Regions from separate parts of the Homo sapiens genome. Here region 2 is linked to region 1. A link is a loop called in an ENCODE intact Hi-C map of the cell type or tissue named here. Cell type or tissue: endothelial cell of umbilical vein. All regions are shown on one strand. Each heading gives the region's core, and the rest is flanking DNA. Links, peaks and the distances in the headings are about the cores only. Region 1 has its middle 53 kb from the start of TEX36. Region 2 holds the start of LOC105378544 (a long non-coding RNA gene).

Region 1 (10,188 bases), core at 1,123-9,122:
AGCACAGCCCACTTGTATGTTAGGCATCTTTGTACAGCTTCATCTTCCTCCCAAGCTACATGCCTTGGGGACAGGGGCTCACTATCCATCGTTTCACCTTTAGCTAGTCACAGTACTTCACTCTATCTACCCTCAATGATGACGTATTGCATTAATGAACTGGTGGATGTTTTCAGCACAGCCAACCGCTAAACCATTGTTTGCAGATCTGGGCATTTTTTAACCTTCTGATTTTTAACAAAATGGGCGCTATCCATTCTAGCAGGCAGCAACTATCATTTTCTTCTACAAAGTTGCAGCACGCAACCAAAGATGTGTCTGCAGAAAAGATAACCTTTTACCAAGGCAGAAAAGAATGCTTCAGTTTTTCTTCTGAGAAGATAGATTCCCTTTTGTTATTTATTTAATAGCTGTGATCACAGGGAGAGAAGATAAGAAGTTTGCTCTGGACTAAGCAGATGAAGAGATGCATTTCACAAGGAAAAGTGCCCAAAGCAAAAACTGCTCCCCCATCAGTACTCGGATCAAGACTAAAAACCCCAGTGGGCTCACAGAAGAACTTGTCATAACAACCTACCCTCTCCGGAATGACATCAAATGTGTGGAGGTAAATGAGGTCAGGTCACCTCCTCTGCTTGGCATCAAAGAGAGATGTTGCAAAGTTGGGACCTGGCTTCTGCTGGCTCTGCTGAAGGAATCACACTCTCTATATTTTAAGTCCCCAATCACTCAAGCACTATGCAAGATTAATAAGATTCAGACAACAGGATTTTTAAAAAATCATGTATGTAACAAACATCCTTTATCCCCTCCCTTAAATGAATATACAAAGGTCAGCTCATTGTTTTTAAACATCTGGGCAAAAACAAAACAAAGCCAGAAACAACCTCCCTGCTCCAAAAAAAGTAAGTTTTTTTTTGTTTTAATCCAAGAAAGTAAAGGTATCCAATGCTGAGGGGTAGACTTGAACCCTAGAGGCAGAGGGGTGGGTACTAAAGGGCCCCATAAAGTGCTCCCTGCCTCCCGCTTAATGCCTAATTACTCATCGGCATGCCTTTGTTCGCCAGGCGTCTGCTTTTACAATGCAGTCAAACAACGTAGAACCGTGTCCATTTATGGGAAAGTCAAAGACCAATAAATAAAAAGTTTAATTTCCTGATTCCCTGATGTCGATGGGGCTTAGAAAGTACTCACCAATCCTTCCAACAACGGTCTTTTCCAAACATCATGTGAGCAGCACCTCGTATCAAATTTCATTGCTCATAAAAAAGAATCAGATAATGTTCAGTGGGAAAAAAGCAGGATACGAGGTACATGGTGTTTGCAACTAAAAAGCCGTCTGCTTATGGGGAGGGACTGGAAGTGCACAATCGCTATCAGAACCTTTGTGTTGGGGCAGGATTTGGGGAAATCGTTTTCCCTCTGTTTTCTACATTTTCTCCTGCTATATAGGTTTTACAATGGAATGTTTTTAAAAAATCGATTGGTAAAACAATTAGCTAATTATTTAGCAGATGCCATTACCCAGAACTGAGAGCATTACAGGAGGTGTCCAATGTCAAGCAAATCAGCTGTAGCCCAAGAAATTCAACCAAATATCAGCAGACTGGGTTTCTTAGCTTTCATCTAGAGAGATGTTGATCCCTACGGATTTCCAAAGTTGCCACCATTAACAAAAAATCATCTCTCATCAGGTCTTTCCACCTATTGAATTCTTTCAGGTAATTAACCGTCTTTAGGGAATTTTCCCTCTGGAGAGACAAAGTGGAAAGATGAGGCAATGAAGTGAAGTATGCATATAATTTTTTTTTTTTTGAGACAGGGTCTCATTCTGTCACCCAGATTGGAGTGCAGTGGCACAATCTCGGCTGACCGCAACCTCTACCTTCCAAGCTAAAGCAATTCTCCTGCCTCAGACTCCGGAGTAGCTGGGATTACAGGCGTATGACACTACGGCCCAGCTAATTTTTGTATTTTCAGTAGAGACGGGGTTTCATATATTGGCCAGGCTGGTCTTGAATTCCTGACCTCAAATGATCCACCTGCCTTGGCCTCCCAAAATGCTGGGATTACAGGGGAACCACACCTGGCCAGTGTGCATGTAATTCTGATCTTTGGTAAGAAAATGGCTCAAGAGACATGAGCTGGCTTATTCACCTGGCTGTCCATTGGGAGGGGATCCTGCAGAAAAGCGGACGGAACTAGTTTTGGCCCACCCCAGCCCATACTGCCAGGTGGAACAGGGACTGTAGCTGAGCAGCTCGTGCAGCTGGTGACAGATACACCAGCTGGGCTTGTTCTCCCGCTCTTTCCTTTCTCTTATTTCCCATCACTTTTACCAGCTTCTCTTCTAGGCATTCCTCAAAAGGTGGTCCTCAGAGTTACACTCTGGGCCCTCTTCCCTCCCTTAGCTTCTCTTCCTGAACGCATTTTGTGGGCCAGTCCCTTATGTAGAGAGCCGTTTATCCAGCTAAGTCTACTGAACCTTCCAAGGTGCCAGGCCCTGTACTAGGCACAGGAGATGCGGGACAAAGAAGGAGAGTCTCTTCCCTTAGGACTGTGCATCTTAGTGGGTAGAAGACACACAGACAAGCCAAGAGGATTTCACCAGATAAATATCCCAAGGCAGAACCAGGGTTGGTTTCTGCTGGACTTGCTCCCTGGACGTCTCACGAGCACATCAACTCAGCCAGTCCAAATGTGAGTGCCACCTCTCCCCCAGACCACTCTTCTCCTCGTCAGAGTCCACATTCTGTCTGCTTGAAGACACTGCCATCTATGTAGTCACCAAAGCCCCAAGCCTGGGAGTCCTCATAGATGCCCCTTGCCCACACCCTGCCATTCAGCCTGAGGACAGTCTCTTTCGTCATTTCCTTCTTCCCACTCCCACACACACTGCCCCAGATCCCCCTCACTTCCAGCTTTCTGCTGCCATCTTCTGTCCTATCCTCTTGCTCCTCCACACGCCACCACACGGAGGGCTTCTCCTAAAATACACACCTGATTGCTTGGTGTTCCTGCTTAAAAGACCATGCCAGGCTCCCCACCAGTGGACCAAGTTCGTCCTCCCTGCATGGCCCCTGACCACTCTGTACCAGCCTCTGCAAGTGGCCTCACTTGCTTCCAAATACTCACTTTCTGTGTCAGCAACCAGGGCACCAGGCACCTGCCACTTCCCACACATATAGCACGCGTTGACATCGCTGGGCCTTGGCCATGCTGTTCTCTGTACCTAGAATGCTTCTCCCCCTACCCACCAGAAGGGAGGACCTAGAAAAAAATCCTGTTCACCTGTCATTCAAGACCCAGGTGCAATCCATCTTCTCTGGATCCTCACACATCCCAACGCTGCCCCTGGTCACTCCATTTTATTAAATCCCTCCAAACCCAAGGAGAATGAGTTGCATCCTCCTCTGGCTTCTATAGTTGATCATTCCTGCCTCTAAGAGAACACATTCAGAAAATGCGCTTTTCTCTCATTCCGGCGATGACACAGAATGTTCAAGATCAGGACAGGGCTCTCCTCCGTCATACAGCCGAGGCCCACCCCGAAGGTGTGTGGCTACACAGAGGGCTTCTGAAATAGCTCATGATTAGTGACCACAATGTCAGCAGCTGGTGTTCCTAAATACCCGCTATTTTTTAGGAGTCAAAATACTCATTTAAAAAAATCTGAATTAAGACTTGAGATGTACTCAGATAATTATAGGCAGCAGTCAATGTTCTGATCAAATGCAGTTGTAGTCATTGGAGAAAGCACTCTGACCATACCTTTCCTGCCTAATAAAATCCTTTCAGCATGCCTGATTTGCTGCTTCAGTGTCTGTTTCCAGGGTTACTGGTGAGATTGAAGATTTTTCAAAAATGTTTATTAGTCATTCGTATTTCTCCCAGAAGTCCTTGATGGGACTTTCTTAAAAAGCAGGCAGAAGTGGGGATGGGGAAGAGAACCTGAGACAGGAGCATAGGGAGAAGTCCCATTCCCACCCTTCCCTGGAGCCTGACCCCCTCCTGCCCATCTGTGCTACAGCCCCGCCTCTGGCCTCCCTTTTTAACTCCAGAGCTACATCCTGGAAGACTGGGTCTCTTCCCTTGGGTAATTTCCTCTCTCAGGACTTCTCCCCTTGATCATCTTCCTGGAGACATTCCAGTGGAAGTGGGAAGGGGAGGGGACGTCAACCCTCCACACTGGCTCGCAGTTGGATGGAGAGTGCATTAGGACCGGGTGCCATCCCCCTAACAGACACTAGTTTCCCATCGACATGCATGGCAGTCAGCCTTCCAGATGCCCGAATAACTCGCATTTCCCCGTATTCATGTCCTTAGGCAGTCCCCTCCCATACTAAATAAGAACTGGCCCTTTGTGTCCAGTAGAATATGGCAGAGGTGACCATGTCTAATTCCTGAGGCTGCATCATAAAAACGAATAGAGCTTTTGCCTAGTATTCTCTCTCTCAGAACATTCATCCTTGCAACACAGCCACTGTGCTCTAAAGAAGCCCAGACTAGCCCACATGAACAGCCCACACGCACTGAGAAAAACCGAGGCTCCCACCTATAGTCAGTCTCATCCACCACTGGAGTAAACAAGCCTTCAAGTGTATCCAGCCCCCAGACTTTGAGCCTCCTTCCTGAGACCCCAGATAATCCATCCCCTGTCTGAATTCCTGACTCGGAGAATGGACATTTTACACCATGAAGTTCTGGGGTAACTTGTTATGCACCCCTAGTAGCTGAAACAAAATAAATAATAAAATGCCAATAAAATAATTTCATTCCATTATAGCTGTCATTAAATATGAGCACATTGAGATTTTTAATGCCTAGCAGAGGAGGCGTCTAGAAAACACTTGTTGTAAAGAATCAGAACTATTTGAGGACTAGGCCCTATGGCTTGGCTTATAGACAGCCACTTGGAATATTGTATGTCTTCTGGTCTTAAAAATGCATAGTATGTGATCATACAGATGCATACCACAAGAGGGCAGGTGTACATACTGGAATAGGGCCTCTCAGACCTAACCCTGGTATCTCACAGTGACTTAAAAAAAATTTCATCCAAAGGGCAGGTGTACTTACTGGAATAGGGCCTTGCGGACCTAACCCTAGTCTCTCACAGTGACTTAAAAAAAAATTCACTGATGATTTTCTTTCATATTGATCATGGTGATGGATAGACTTCGGTTTTGAAGAAGTGAATCTACATTTCAAAACCCAGCCAGCTGGGAAGGCCTTCATCCCTAACAGTTAATTTAACAATGCCATATTTGTATTTATTATAAAATATATTCTTGTCATGAAAACACCTATAATTTAATTACTAAGAAAAATAGAGCTGCTATTTTTAAATGTCAGTGGGATAAACATTTCCTGACTTTATATCACCGAATGAATGCAGATGTGCTATTTACTCAATCTCATTTATTTCATAATTGGATTAAATAATGCTTCATTATTTTATAATGAACAAAGTAATATGTGATTTTGAAAAAAGAAGCAATTACACTGATTTTTCTTTCACCTCAGAACCTCCCCCCATGCATTCTGACATTAAAATGAAGTAATTCGTTGGGTAAATTTGAAGTCGCCTCAATTTCTTCAAGAAAGATGAGGAAACAGGTTTCTCAGAACATGGGTTTTTTCTGATTACAAATTGTTTTTTCAAAATATCTCATATGAACTTCAGATCGTCTCTATCACAGGGTGCTCCTTGCACACCACACAGTCAGTCCTTTTTTTGTGAGTGACCAGTGCTGGTCTCTGCAGCCCAGCTTAATTGCAGTTATGATGTAGATCAGGCTGAAATATCAGACTCTGACTGATGGCTTACTTGCAATTTGCCCTGCACAAATTCCGAACTACAGAGAGGCCATGGAGCTCCCAGGCTGGGTGTAAGTCATATGACTGGGCAATGAAATAGCTTTTCTTAACCTCAGCTTTCTCGCCTGTCAAATGGAGCTCACACTTCTATTTTCCTCAAGAGGATGTTGTGAGGAATAGATAAGGTAGTGGATATAAAGCATGAAACTCCATGCCCGGCACATGCGTCATCAGTCCTCAGTAACTCTTCTGTCCCCCCTACCACAGCCACAAGTCTCCCTGTGATCATGCATCACCTGGGATGTCTGTGACAATGTCTGGGATGCAGCAGGCACTCCCTAGACAGTTAACTACTCTTACTTTTTATCCCCCAGCTTTTCGCTCTATAAAAATCTTTAGAATAATGATTCTGAAAACAGAGATGGTAGATGAACACTGCATCTTCTTTACCAGCTGCATACTCATGCACGATCTCAAGAAGCACTTCTAAAAGATTCCTCCAAAACGATGCTCCATTCCACACTTCCTTCCTGTGTCCGGAAATCTAATTATCATCATCGGGAGAGAAAAATCAAGACAAAGGAAGCCTTTCCTGGTCAGTGTTATTAGAGACTGATATGCTCATCTATTCCAAAAGAAAGCAACTTCTAAAAAGCAGCTTCTTTTCTTTTCCATTCTCCTCTCTGAAGGTTCACTGCAATATGATTCCAGGAAGACTTTGCACAGCAGCCACAAACCCACACCAGAGGCCACAATAACAAATAAGATATAGTGGGACATTAACTATGCTTCCATATTCAGGGTGCTGAGGTGGAAATCATTTTCGACAGAACATGCGCTGCTTTGCAGCCTGTTAGCATTAAGTGGGCACAGCTAATGCAGTGACTCCAGATGGAATCCTTTAAAGCTTTGCTCCCTTCCACGACAAGCACACAAAGCCAGATGTTTTCATAGGACAGAATTCTACAACACCACACTTGCATTTTTTTCCTTCAGGTGCCAAATGCTTCTTATCATTACATGGTCTCAAATACATTTTATTAATAGTTTTTTTAAGGCACCAATAAATTGCATAATTTTTAACCAGTGAGTGTAGGCATACTAAATTTGGACAGGCAGTAAATTGTGACTCTGGTCTTACAGTCACTTCAGTTAGCCTGGACAAGTCTCTTAATCTCTCATTTGGATAATCTTTGAAGAGTCTCCTGTGGCTTTGATATTCTAGGTGTTACCGCCTGGCACCTTCTCAAATCCACCAGTGAGACTGACACCCTCCTCTGGGCTCTGCAGTGCCCTGTGCTGGCGTCTGCAGCTCCCAGAGCTCTGTTTTATCCCTTGGTGTCCCAAGGACTCACGCAGACCTGGATGTTTCTCAAGGATAAAACAGGAATGGTGTCCCCTGGAGTTGTACAATGCGATGGCATTATTTATTTGTATATTTGTTGAACAAAATATTAATTGAACAAAAGACAATACATTATGCCATAGTTCTGATTCAAAATATTTGTTTCACTCTTTTTATTAAAATTAAGATAAAAAAGATCAGGATTGTTTTAGAATAATGTAAAATGCAATGCTTAAATAGAAAATGACGTTTTAAATTAAAGACATGCTTTCAAGAACTTAAGTTAATAGATTTTTTTTTCTGAATGACTTTAAGCATGACTTAAATATTCTAACAGGCCAATGGTTTATTGATCAGAAAAACTTAGGCATTAAATTACTGGCTGAATACTGCCCTAGGAATCCCATTTGTCTTTAGATTATAGGGTGATTAATTTGATAAATAGCCAAGATATATTTTCATCTCTGTAACATCTAAAAGCATAATCTAATGCTCATTGTTCTTCTATCCAGATATGTTCTGAAGTAGTGTGTCTGACAGCACAATTAAGCATTTAAATATTTCACAAGTGTCAATATGCCCCAAAATCAGATTAGTGAAAACATCTCACTTACATGTATTTAAAAAATCTTTTTCTCTCAAGGTTCTTCTCCTACGGGAGATACAACACTTAGCAAATCCTGTTGACTCTGGAAAGTGGCAAAGAAGGATTTAAATTAATCCAGTGCTTGAGGTGGGACCTGGGGCAGCTTTCCAAGATCCTGTTATTCTTTCATTTGCAATCCCACCAGCCCCCTCCGGAAACTCCCTCCTTCCCTTTTCAGTCTCCTCTCTTCCATTTCCCAGGCCCCAGTGGGAAGGAGCCTCCAGGAGGTCGTGCTGGAGGGAAGTGCAAGGCCATTAGACGTCTCTGACTTCCTGCCATCCCGGGTTAGACCAATAGAAACCTCTGAGTAGCTTGGTTTGTGTGCAGGTTTCTTGCACTGCTGGGATGACTGTAGTGTTCGGTGTTGGATTTAGTGCTCTCCTGGATCCCATTGCTTCCAGCTGCTGGTTCCGAGTTCCCACCTCCCCAGAAAGCCCTCCCTGATTGCCCTCCTTCTCCCCACTTCATGGCCTCTGTGTCTGCTCCATCATGGCTTTAATGCCTGGGAGAATTCTCTGGTTTGACATCAGCCTTGTGCAGTTGACTGTGAGCTCTCCAGGGGAAGGAAAGGTCTTTTTCTTCATTATATCTTCACTTCTGTGTGGAGCAAGCATTCACGATGTCTGTTGGATGAGGAGTAAATGAATGAATGCACAGACAAAGAAAGGAAATGAGATAACATGCATGAAAGTGCTCTGTAAACAGCACAGCACCACAGCAGGCACATGAGCGTTAATGACTATTCTGTCAACATTGGCCAGTCCTGATGCCAGGCCCAGGATATAGGGGGCACTCAGCACCCTCTGTGGAAAGTGAAGGCAGGAAGGCTGAATGGGGAGCCGACTGTTGCAGGTTGGGTCCCCAGCAAGCCGAGTCTGAGGTGGAGTTCAGTGTGCAGGTTGTTTACCAGGGAGGGCTCGTGGGACCGAACTTGTAGAAGGGAGGAGGAGGGAGCAGGACTGGGCAGCGGCAGAAAAGTGGCTTCTTGGCTGACCCCAGGGGTGCTCTGAGCTAGAATGGCCCTTCAGAGTTGTCCTGAGTTGGGCTAAGATGGCCTGACCTTTATCACCTGCACTGGTCTGTAACCTTGGGTGAGGTCGTTCTCTGCAGCCGTGGTCCCTGAAGGTGTCTACGAGAGCAGGTGATGGGTAATGCCTCCTTCATGGCAGGGGGCGGTCTGGGCGGCACACCTCGGTGTCCACTATACCAACTCCGACAGAACCCATGACCAGAGGGAGCGTGCTCAGAGTTGAGGAAATCCTTCACCTGTAGCAGCGGTGGCATCGCTTGGAGAAACATAGCCCGGTAGATACACAGAAAGTATTTGCCACGAAAGTGGCTCTGCACTGGGTCAGGTGCCAAGACTGAAGAGTCCAGGGCTGCGCCTCTGGGGTGTTGGCAACGTTCTGTTCCTTGCTCTCTGTGAGAGGTTGCATCTAGTTGAACACGTATGACATATTTATGGTTCTATATCTATGTTATGTAAATTACATCTCAATAAAGTTGTTAAAATTAGTTTATTTATAACAACTGTGTCATGTTTCACCTTCCAGTCTGCCTCTTATTTCTCCTTTTGAAAGAGAACATGTCACTGAGGTTTTACTACACACAATTCTGCCAACCCCCAGATGGAAACTAACATTTTTAGACTAAACTATGAACTGATCCAGAACATCAAAATAACCTTTGGATCAAATCTGACTTTTACCTTCAATTTGGGCAACTCTCTGTCTTCTACTCAAACCCTTTAATGGCCTTCCATGTCACACTGCACACCCACAAAGTAAAATTTGTGGATTTGGTGGGGGGTGCTAAACTATTTTCAGTTCCTGTCACCAAAGTTTAATTGAACATTTACTTTGTGCTGGGCCTGGAATTGGGCTCTGGGCTTAGACCCAGGGCTGAATAAGGCAGTCCTGCCCAGGAGGGGCTCATGTCTGGTGGGAGATTAGGATGCACGCATATCGTCTGCGTGTCCTGAGAAAAGCTGAGTGATGGCTGAGCCAGGGGCCACCTGGAGTACTGGGGAGGTGCAAGAGTCAGCACGGACTTTCTGGAAGAGGTGTTGCCCTTGCCAGATCTGGAGAGATTGCCATCTCAATTGTCTGGCATGTCTCCTGGAAACTTTGTTTTGCTTGTATTTGTTCTCCAGAGGCCAAGGTCACCCTGGCCTCCTCTGCAGTTTTGGCTCCTGTGTTGACGGCTCTTGCCTTTGGACATCTGTGCCCGCCTTTGTGCCCCTTCCTTATCTCTTTATGCAAAAAGATGGCTTGTTCTTAGGTGGCTGTGCTTGCTTGCGGAAAGGACAGTCACTTTCCCTGGGATCTGCCCCCGAGCCCCCTCTCACAAAACCCTCTGTGCCATTTCCCCAAGTGCG
Region 2 (10,188 bases), core at 1,471-9,470, 110 kb after region 1:
AAAATACAAAACTTAGCTGGGTGTGGTGGCGGGCGTCTGTAATTCCAGCTACTTGGGAGGCTGAGGCAGGAGAATCGCTTGAGCCCAGGAGGTGTAGGCCACAGTGAGCCAAGATCACGCCATTGCACTCCAGCCTGGGTGACAGAGCAAGACTCTGTCTCAAAAAAAAAAAAAAAAAAGACATTTTATGAAATTTCAGGGTTATTCTGGCTTTTCAAAAAAGGAACAACTTTTAGAAAATAGCCACAAAACAAAAATTTTGTTAAAATAATATAGAGTATATCTTGGAATACAACAAATTAATATACAATAGTATTGCACTAAAGATATTTGGACTGAAGTTAGGAATGAGACAAGAATGCCTCCTCTAAATACTATTATTGCATACCATGCTGGAGGTGTAGCTAGTACAATAGGACAAGAAAAAAGTTAAAGATAGAAATGTTGGAAATCATCATTAATAACAGATTATATGACTATCTATCCAGAAAACCTAAAAGAATCAACTGAATATTATAATCAATTTTAAAATTTAGTATGCTGACTATTTTCTAAATAGATACAAGATAAATACACAAAATTCAATTGCTTTCCTTTATAAAATTAATAACCAGCTAGAAAATATAAAGGAAACAGAGATGCCATTCAAAAGAGCAATTAAAAGTACAAAATTTAGGGAATTAATTTGATAAATGCATAACTTTGGTATGAAAAGTACTGACAAAGCTTTACGGAAGGCTATTATATTATATCTGAATAGATAGAGACAGATAATGTTTCAGATCAGGAAAGTCAATGTTGTAAAAATGCAACTACTCCTCAAAGCCTATTTAATGAAATTTTCACCACAATCCCAATTTCCTTTTTAGTTTTTGTGTTTGTTGATTTTTTCCCTTAATAAATCAACCCCAAATTTTAACAAAATAAAATTTCAAGAATAACCAAGAACATTTTTAAAATGATTTCACCTTACTGAGATAAAGTAAAAGAGGGGAAAGAGTGTATCCTGGTTAGGGACATAGTCTTGGTACCTTGATTTCAAACAATAATTCAGAAATATTAATATGTTTCTGATTAACAGTTCTGGGGAAAGGGCAATGACTATTAATTGAATAGAAATGTTTGGTAGAAGTTCCTCATTATCTAGGGGAAAATGAAGCAATAGCAACTTCATTAAATAAAAAAATTAGAAAAAGGAAAAAGAGGAAACAAAAATGAAAAATAAACATGGATACAGAAGAATCAGAATCAAGAATATCAGTTTTTACACTAAATATAAAATGTTGAATGACGGATTAAAAGACAGAGAATCAGATTAAGTTAAAATGCAAAACCCAGGCCGGGCGCGGTGGCTCACGCCTGTAATCCCAGCACTTTGGGTGGCTGAGGCGGGTGGATCACAAGGTCAGGAGATCGAGACCATCCTGGCTAACAAGATGAAACCCCATTTCTACTAAAAAAAAATAGAAAATATTGGCCGGGCATGGTGGTGGGCATCTGTGGTCCCAGCTGCTCCGGAGGCTGAGGCAGGAAATGGCGTGAACCTGGGAGGTGGAGCTTGCAGTGAGACGAGATCCTGCCACTGCACTTCAGCCTGGATGACAGAGCGAAAAAAAAAAAAAAATCAAAACCCAGCTCTATGCCGTTTATGAGAAATAAAAGACAACTTTTATGAAAAGGTTGAAAATATGAGTAATCAAAGAGCTAACAGATAAAAGCATATAAAAAGAAAGTTGGCATGGCAATATTAATGTCACAAAATGAAATTTTAGGTTTATAGAGCTAAATGGAATAATGAGGTACATCGTGTAATGATAAATGCAAAATTTATGTAGAAGAGGTAATAGTCATAAATCTGTGTGTACAACAATGTAACAATTAAATACCTTAAGCTGAAACTGTTAAAATGCAAGTAAAATTTAATTTAAAAAATATCAACATGAAAGGAGATAGATCTACTAGGTATAAGGTAAGGATGTAAAGGGATTCACTAATACCATCAATAAACTTGACTTCACCGACATACATTGAGCTTTACATATCTCAAATAGAGAGTACACATTTCCCCCCTGTGTACATGAATCATGGACAAAAATAACTCAAGTCCCACTTGGTCACACTAAAACATCTTAATGAAATAAAAAAGCTTATACTTAAAGGCCACATTATTATGTCAACAAATTTTAAATTATAATTAAATAATTCAACCAAAAATCTTAATTAAGAACCACAATTCCACCTAATCATTGGGTCAAACAGAAAATTATAAGGGGAATAGCAAACTACTTAGACAATAATGAAGAGAACACTTCAGTCTATAAACCTATGACACAGAATAGAAAGCTCAGAAATAAACCCATGCATATACAGTCACCGGATCTTCGACAAGGGTGCCAAGAACACACCATGGGGAGAGGACTGGTTCTTCAATAAACAGTTCTGGGAAAACTGAGTATCCACATGCAAAATAGTGAAATTCGACCCTTGCATTGCACCATACCCAAAAATCAACTCAAAAGGAATTAAAGATTTAAAGGTAAAACCTGAAACCTTAAAACTCCTAGAAGAAAATATAGGGTAAAGCTCCTTGACATGGATCTTGGCAATGATTTTTGGGCTATGACACCAAAAGCACAGGCAACAAAAGCAAGAATAAACAAGTGGACCTACACCTAACTAAAAAGTTTTGGCACAGCATAGTAGCAATCAGCAAAACGAAAAGGCAACCTATAGATTTGGAGAAAATATTTGCAAACCATCTGTCTGATAAGGGATTAATATTCTAAATACATAAGGAACTCATACAATTCAATAACAATAATAAGAAGAACCCAATTTAAAAATGAGCAAAGATGTAAGTAGACATTTCTCCAAAGAAAACATGCAAATGGCCCCTTCTAATAGACACAAAACACACACAGGAAGAACACCATGAAGACAGAGCAGGGTGATGCTTTTACCAGCCAAGTATCACCTTGCTCTCTGCCGGGATGATGGATGGCCAGCAAACCACCACAACCTAGGAGAGAGGCGTGGGACAGAAGTTTCCCCAGAGCCCTCAGAAGAAGCCAACTCTGATGATACCTGGACCTTGGACTTCCAGCCCCAGAAATGTAAGATGATAAATTTCTGTTGTTTAAGCCACTTGGTTTGTGATATTTTGTTATAGCAACCCTAGCAAACTAATACAACAGGAAAATGAAATAATAGATATAAACATTGGAAAAGAAGAGATAGAATTACCTATTTTAAAAAATGATACAATTGGATACTGAGAAGCCCCAAGGGATTTGGGTTTTTTGTTACTAGAATTGATGCTTTAACACCTAACGTGGCTTAATACAAGGCTCACAGCTGGGTTCATCTTATGGGAAGCATTGTCAGGAGTGTGACGGGCAGGAGGAGGATGACAGTGGGGTGTCTTCCTTTCTGCTGGACCGAGAATTGGCAAAGGCTGGCTCCTCTACCAAAGGCTAAGCTCCTCGCCAGATGTCCTCTACTACATTGATAGCCTCAGTGACAGCGTTTTTTCCAGGTCCTACCTTGGAAAACCTTGCCCCACTGCGTTGGCGTCCGGGGGTGCTTCTCTTCTCCTTGTTGACTTCCCTTATTCATGCCCACATCTTAATCAATACTTGATATTTAAACTCTCCTCAGTACCCGACTCGAGTGCACCATGTGTTTCCTGCCAGGACACTAACACAGCACCTGGAAGAAGAAACTGGAAAATTATTGATTTGCAATAGTAACAGAAGCCACAGATACTTAAAAATGAATTCAACAAAAAAGTGCAGTATCTAAAAGAAGAAAACCAAAGACTTACTGAATGATCTAAAAGGAGGTCTGAACAAATATTCTTCTTGGATTAGAAGACAATATCATAAAATGTCAATTCTCCCAAATTAATATAGAAAAGGAATCTAATTTTGATTAAAATCTCAATTAGCTTTTTTTTAGTTGAATAGAATGACATTAAAGCTTATATGGAAGAATAAATGCCCCCAGAACAGCTGAGAAAGTTATGGAAAAGAACAGTGAGTACACTTGCCTTACAAAAGAACAGATCGTGCATAAAGCCCTGCCATCAAGTCACTGTGGTATCAGCTAGGAATAGACAAACAGATCAGTGGAACCGAAGAGAGAACTCAAAAATAGATCTTGACAAATACAAAAATATAATATATGACAAAGATTCATCTCAGTGGAAAAAACATGGATTATTTAATAAACAGTGGCAGTGCAATGGCTGCCTGAAAGAAAAGAGAATTGGATCTCTATCTCACATTGCTTAAAAAATATGATCTAGATAGACTAAAGACGTGAAAGCAAAAAAACCAAAACTCGAAACATTTCCATAAAACCCATGGGTCTACACATACCATCTAGGGGCTCAAGAGGCCTTCACCACTAGAAACCTAGAAGTTATAAATTTAAAAATAATAGAGAGATACATGGCTAGATACAGTTTTCAAACTTTTAGAAGACAAATTGGGCTCTGTATAGAGTCAACAGACAAATCGTAATTTTGGAAACAATTATTTGTCATGCAGCCAACATAGAGTTCGGTGCCAGTTTTGCACTGGAGACGCGGAAGGGAAACTGGAGCAGAAAGGGATTCTTCTTCCTGGCCCGAGGAGGAAGCGGTCTTCTCAGCTGGAACACGTGGAGCCTGCGAGACACCCGCCCCCGACCCCCAAGCAGTGCGCCCCCAGTGGGCAGTCATGGTACTGCCTCTGACTCCAGTTCCCTGGAGGGGAACAAGAAGTTTCCCTCCAGTTCCGTCTTCTCAGCTGGTGTGCCTGGGGCCTGTGGGACCCCTGGCAGTGTGCCACCCACTGGGCAGCAGTGGTACTGCCTCTGCCTCTGCACTGCCGGAAGTTTCCCTCCCGCCGCACTAGCCCTCTTCCTGTTCCTCCTGCACCCCACACCTGTACCAGCCTCATAGCCTCCTCCCCGTGACACCTTCCCACACTTGCTCCAGGTCTCTGCTCAAATGTCACCTCTGAGACATCTTTCCTGAGCACCCTACCTTAAATAGCACTGCTTGCTCCATACCTCTCATTCCCTATTCCCTTTTCTTCATGTCCCCTCTGACTTACCAAATATTTATGTGTTTGTTTATCTTCTGACTCCCTCCTGGGATGTGAGCTCCGCCAGTGTGGAGACTTGACCAGCTTGGCTCACTGTCACATCCTCAGTGCCAGCAACAGTGCCTGGTAGGCAGAAGATTTTCAGTAAGCTTCTCTTACTGAACAAATGAATCACTTTACAGGCAGCTTACTAGAAACAAGTTTAAAAAACTCCATATTCATACCTGGCATTTTTAGGGAGGAGCATAAAAGAATATATATACATTGTAAATTGTTACAGTCCTTTAAAAATTCTACCTGGAAACATTGATCAAAATTGAACATGCATGTATCACCCAATTCTGTGAATCTAACCTACCAAAATAAAAGCAGGACATAAAGACATATATAAAAGGGTGTTTATTTGTGCAGTGTTTAGGAAAAAAAATTTAAGGAAATTAAATATCCCCTGTTAGTAGCAGAATGACTGAGAAACTTGTGGTACATCCACATTATAAAATATTAAGCAGCACTTTAAAATAAATTAAAGTTACACTGGTTTTGGAGGGATATCCGTGTTGTTGAGTTTTAAAAGCAAGATGCAGAAATATGTGCATAATATGATCATTTATATGTATAAGTATTAAACATCTTTAATAGAATAAAATTATTAGCATTAAAAACTGTTGTTTGCCGACAACATAAAATGAGTGCATACAATGTACTGAGAAATAATGCACACATACCAGGGAATTAAAAACAATTGTTCCATATAGAAAAGATGTTACTTTGTTGATGACTCATACAAAAACAGTTTATTTTCTTATAGAGTTACAAAATGATTACATAACAGAATAGAAATGTGGGAAAATTCCAAGGAAGGGTTGACTCCAAGGCTTCCTTGAGGAGGTAAGAGATGGTTTTAAGAGAAATGAAGGTTTAGGTCAAGAAGGAAGTAAATAGATGGCAAATTTGCTTGCCAAAAGGTTTTTACTTACTGGGCGTATCGGGCTCAAAGGCTCAGGTATATAAGTTTCATGAATTAGGAGAACGTATACTGGAATTTATATAAATCAAAGTGAAAGACTCATTTTGAAATGATATAATTAAATAATTTGCACCATTAGGGATATAATCTTTCAAGAAGTCATGTTGCTGCATCTACTGAAGAATCATGTTCAGCAAGATAGGATGCATTCATTTGGACATAATCATTAGCTGAAAACTGCAATGTAGAGATCCCTGATAAACAGAGAATGTGATTAACAAAGAAAATGAAGAATCTATTTGTAGTAATAAGAACAAAAATGGAATTGTCTGTAGAGTCAGCTATTTTCAATGTTCCCAAACTCCATCTCCTCATCAATGTGTGTATTTCAGAATGTCAGATTGTGCAAAACCTAATGAGGCTGGCCATGGCCGATTGTACAAGGAGAGTCAATGTCTATTGAAGAGACAAGTAATTATCAAATACTTTTTAAAAAATCTTAAATGTATGAAAAAATTGCAAGTATAGTGCAAAGAACTATTTTTAGGAACCAGAGAAAGTCGCCAATAAGAATATTTAGTAAGTATTGTGTATTTCTACAGACAAGGGTATTCTACATAAATAAAATTCAACCATACACTCAGGAAATTAACACTGATATAACACTGTTATCTGACCCCCAGATGACATTCAAGTTTTTCTAATTGTCCTGATAATGACCTTTATAGCAAAAGGATCCAGTTCAGAGTCACATGTGATAGTTGTCATTTCTCTTTAATCTCCTCAGTTTTTCTTTCCCTATGATGACCTTCACACTTCAAAGTTTACAGGCTAGTTATTTTGCAGAATTTTCCTCAATTTGGGTTTGATATCTCCTCAAGATTAGATTCATGGTATGTATCTGTGGCAGGAATGCCATAGACATGAGGCTGCTTCCTCTCAGGGGGCACAAAATCTCAATTTGTCTCATTACTTATTTTGCTCACTTTGATCACTTGATTAAGGTGGAATCTGCTCGACCTTTTTTTTCTATTTGTAATTAATTTTTCTATTTGATTTTGTTTTTTTCCTCTTTGTAATTAATAAGTATTTTGTGGGGAGGTAATTTGAGACTATGTAAACATCCTACCTCATCATACTTTCAATTTATTCATTTATTTATATCAATGTGGACTCGTGGTTTCCTATTTTATCCAGTGGGTCATAATCCATTACTAAAATGATGATTTAGTTTGACCCTCAAATTGTCCTAGATTTGGCAATGAGAGCCCCTTCAACCTGGCTCCTGTGTCTTTTTGGCATAATCCCATCATTTCTTAAGTACTTTCTTAGTTTTGGGCACGACAAGAAATTCCAAGCTCATTTTGTTCTTTCTCTGTGCCAGCCATGAAAGCAGCCATCTCTTCAGGGAGCCCAGGTTTCTTTCAGCAAGAATGGAATTTAGAAACCAATATCTAGGTGCTGGGTGTGCTCAATGCTATTGGAATGTCCCTGCTTCCAGGTTCTCTTGGTGGACAGAACTAGGAAATATATGTACACACACATACACACATTGACATTGACATTTGTTTCTCTTTCTGTATACATTGAAAACCATGTGTTCACACCAACACTCACAAGTTTTCAGCTTTCTTCTTTTCGATAATTGCAACTCCTTTCTCTGGCAACAAGAAACCTGGCTCCCATTATCCTTAACCTTAAGTATTTATTTAATCAGAGTCCAATGTGAATGCCCTCCTCATGCACACGGGCCCTGACAGCCCTCATCAACCTGTCTCCACCCCCCACCCCATGAAGATATCCTTCTTATTTATTTATTTATTTATTTATTTATTTATTTTTATTGATCATTCTTGGGTGTTTCTCACAGAGGGGGATTTGGCAGGGTCATAGGACAATAGTGGAGGGAAGGTCAGCAGATAAACAAGTGAACAAAGGTCTCTGGTTTTCCTAGGCAGAGGACCCTGCGGCCTTCCGCAGTGTTTGTGTCCCTGGGTACTTGAGATTAGGGAGTGGTGATGACTCTTAAGGAGCATGCTGCCTTCAAGCATCTGTTTAACAAAGCACATCTTGCACTGCCCTTAATCCATTTAACCCTGAGTGGACACAGCACATGTTTCAGAGAGCACAGGGTTGGGGGTAAGGTCACAGATCAACAGGATAAGAATTTTTCTTAGCATAGAACAAAATGAAAAGTCTCCCATGTCTACCTCTTTCTACACAGACCCGGCAACCATCCGATTTCTCAATCTTTTCCCCACCTTTCCCCCCTTTCTATTCCACAAAACCGCCATTGTCATCTTGGCTCGTTCTCAATGAGCTGTTGGGTACACCTCCCAGACGGGGTGGTCTGGGCAGAGGGGCTCCTCACTTCCCAGTAGGGGCGGCTGGCCGGGCGGGCGCTGTCCCCCCCACCTCCTTCCCGGACGGGGCGGCTGGCCTGGCGGGGGCTGACCCCCACCTCCCTCCTGGAAGGGGTGGCTGCCGGGCGGAGACGCTCCTCACTTCTCAGACGGGGCAGATGCTGGGCGGAGGGTCTCCTCACTTCTCAGACGGGGCGGCCGGGCAGAGACGCTCCTCACCTCCCAGACGGGGTCGCGGCCGGGCAGAGGCGCTCCTCACATCCCAGACGGGGCGGCGGGGCAGAGGCGCTCCCCACATCTCAGACGATGGGCGGCCGGGCAGAGACGCTCCTCACTTCCTAGACGGGATGGCGGCCGGGCAGAGACGCTCCTCACTTTCCAGACTGGGCAGCCAGGCAGAGGGGCTCCTCATGTCCCAGACGATGGGTGGCCAGGCAGAGACGCTCCTCACTTCCCAGGCGGGTTGGCGGCCAGGCAGAGGCTGCAATCTCGGCACTTTGGGAGGCCAAGGCAGGCGGCTGGGAGGTGGAGGTTGTAGCGAGCCGAGATCACGCCACTGCACTCCAGCCTGGGCACCATTGAGCACTGAGTGAACCAGACTCCGTCTGCAATCCCGGCACCTCGGGAGGCCGAGGCTGGCGGATCACTCGCAGTTAGGAGCTGGAGACCATCCCGGCCAACACAGCAAAACCCCGTCTCCACCAAAAAAATACAAAATCCAGTCAGGTGTGGCGGCGCGTGCCTGCAATCGCAGGCACTGGGCAGGCTGAGGCAGGAGAATCAGGCAGGGAGGTTGCAGTGAGCCGAGATGGCAGCAGTACAGTCCAGCTTCAGCTCGACATCAGAGGGAGACCGTGGAAAGAGAGGGAGGGGGAGACCGTGGGGAGAGGGAGAGGGGGAGGGGGAGGGGGAGGGGGAGGGGAAGTTTTTCGAAGATATCCTTCTTTACCCATTCCAACATCCTGCACTGGGCAGCTGCCTTCCCCTGAGTGTGGACACCCACGTCACTCCAGTGGGGTGCCACATCCCTGCTCTGGGCCCCTGTAGCTCTGCCAGTTCCATCCCCTGCACAGATGTCTACCTTGTTCAACCCTACCTGTGGGCTTTTGCATTGAATTTCTATCAACCTCTTTGCCAGTCTATACTGGCTTAGTAAGCTATTATAATCTAAGTGGGCTTTCTGGGGGCTGCATAGTCTCAGAAAATTGGGGGTATCGTTTAAGGGAGCCTCCAATGGGGCCTGAGAGAGGCAGTCACTTCCTCTACCTCACCTGGCCAGCCCGAATGAAAGTTGTCATTGGGCTCAGATATAACACAAATGTGTGGGTCCAGCTGTGACCCCCACACTACAAAGCCTGGATGAAGGGCCCTTGCAGCAGAATGGCTTTTGCCATCTTCCAACACTTTCCACAGAAAATGATACCTTTTCCTGACCCATCCCTTCTTAAGTTTGGCTGGAGACAGAACTTGCCCGGGTGTAGCTGCCTCAGGGGACATGAGATGGAACGGAGCCTTCTGCTCACACCCACCTCCCCAAGGGATTGAACTGTCCTTCTGTCTTGCTGTGCACCATTGAAAGACTAGGAAACAGAGAAGGGAAAGGCCTCAGTGGAAAGGTTCTTGAATGTAGATCTGATATTTCAAATATGATAAAGATACTATTGTCTTTTGCCACTCAATGCCTGAGGGTGAAACTGAGTGAACTTAATGTATCATGGAAATCATTATGAGATAATTTTGATTGCTAAGTCATTCCATCTACACTGGA

The links. Peaks named below come from ENCODE experiments on the same cell type or tissue, not always from the same donor. Only the 100,000 strongest peaks of a DNase experiment are listed, where the experiment ranks them.
Region 2: it touches region 1 in a loop (13-fold over the local background); 3 of 110 quality-filtered maps call a loop at or near these places.

Annotation. Positions count from the first base shown.
Region 1 is chr10:125,624,751-125,634,938 of GRCh38, reverse strand. It overlaps a transcript of TEX36 not described here. Among named protein-coding and RNA genes, the nearest start is that of TEX36, 53 kb to the left of the region's middle. RefSeq lists a silencer at 4,865-5,159. In endothelial cell of umbilical vein, for the core only: a CTCF peak has its summit at 4,967 (motif pointing right); DNase peaks (open chromatin) are centred at 1,178, 4,988, 8,108 and 8,378.
Region 2 is chr10:125,516,886-125,527,073 of GRCh38, reverse strand. It overlaps LOC105378544 (a long non-coding RNA gene), which reads right to left and starts at 5,207. Exons shown (of 3, transcript XR_946438.2): 1 at 5,100-5,207; 2 at 3,543-3,708. RefSeq lists an enhancer at 8,433-9,175. In endothelial cell of umbilical vein, for the core only: a CTCF peak has its summit at 4,767; no DNase peak of the experiment used is centred there.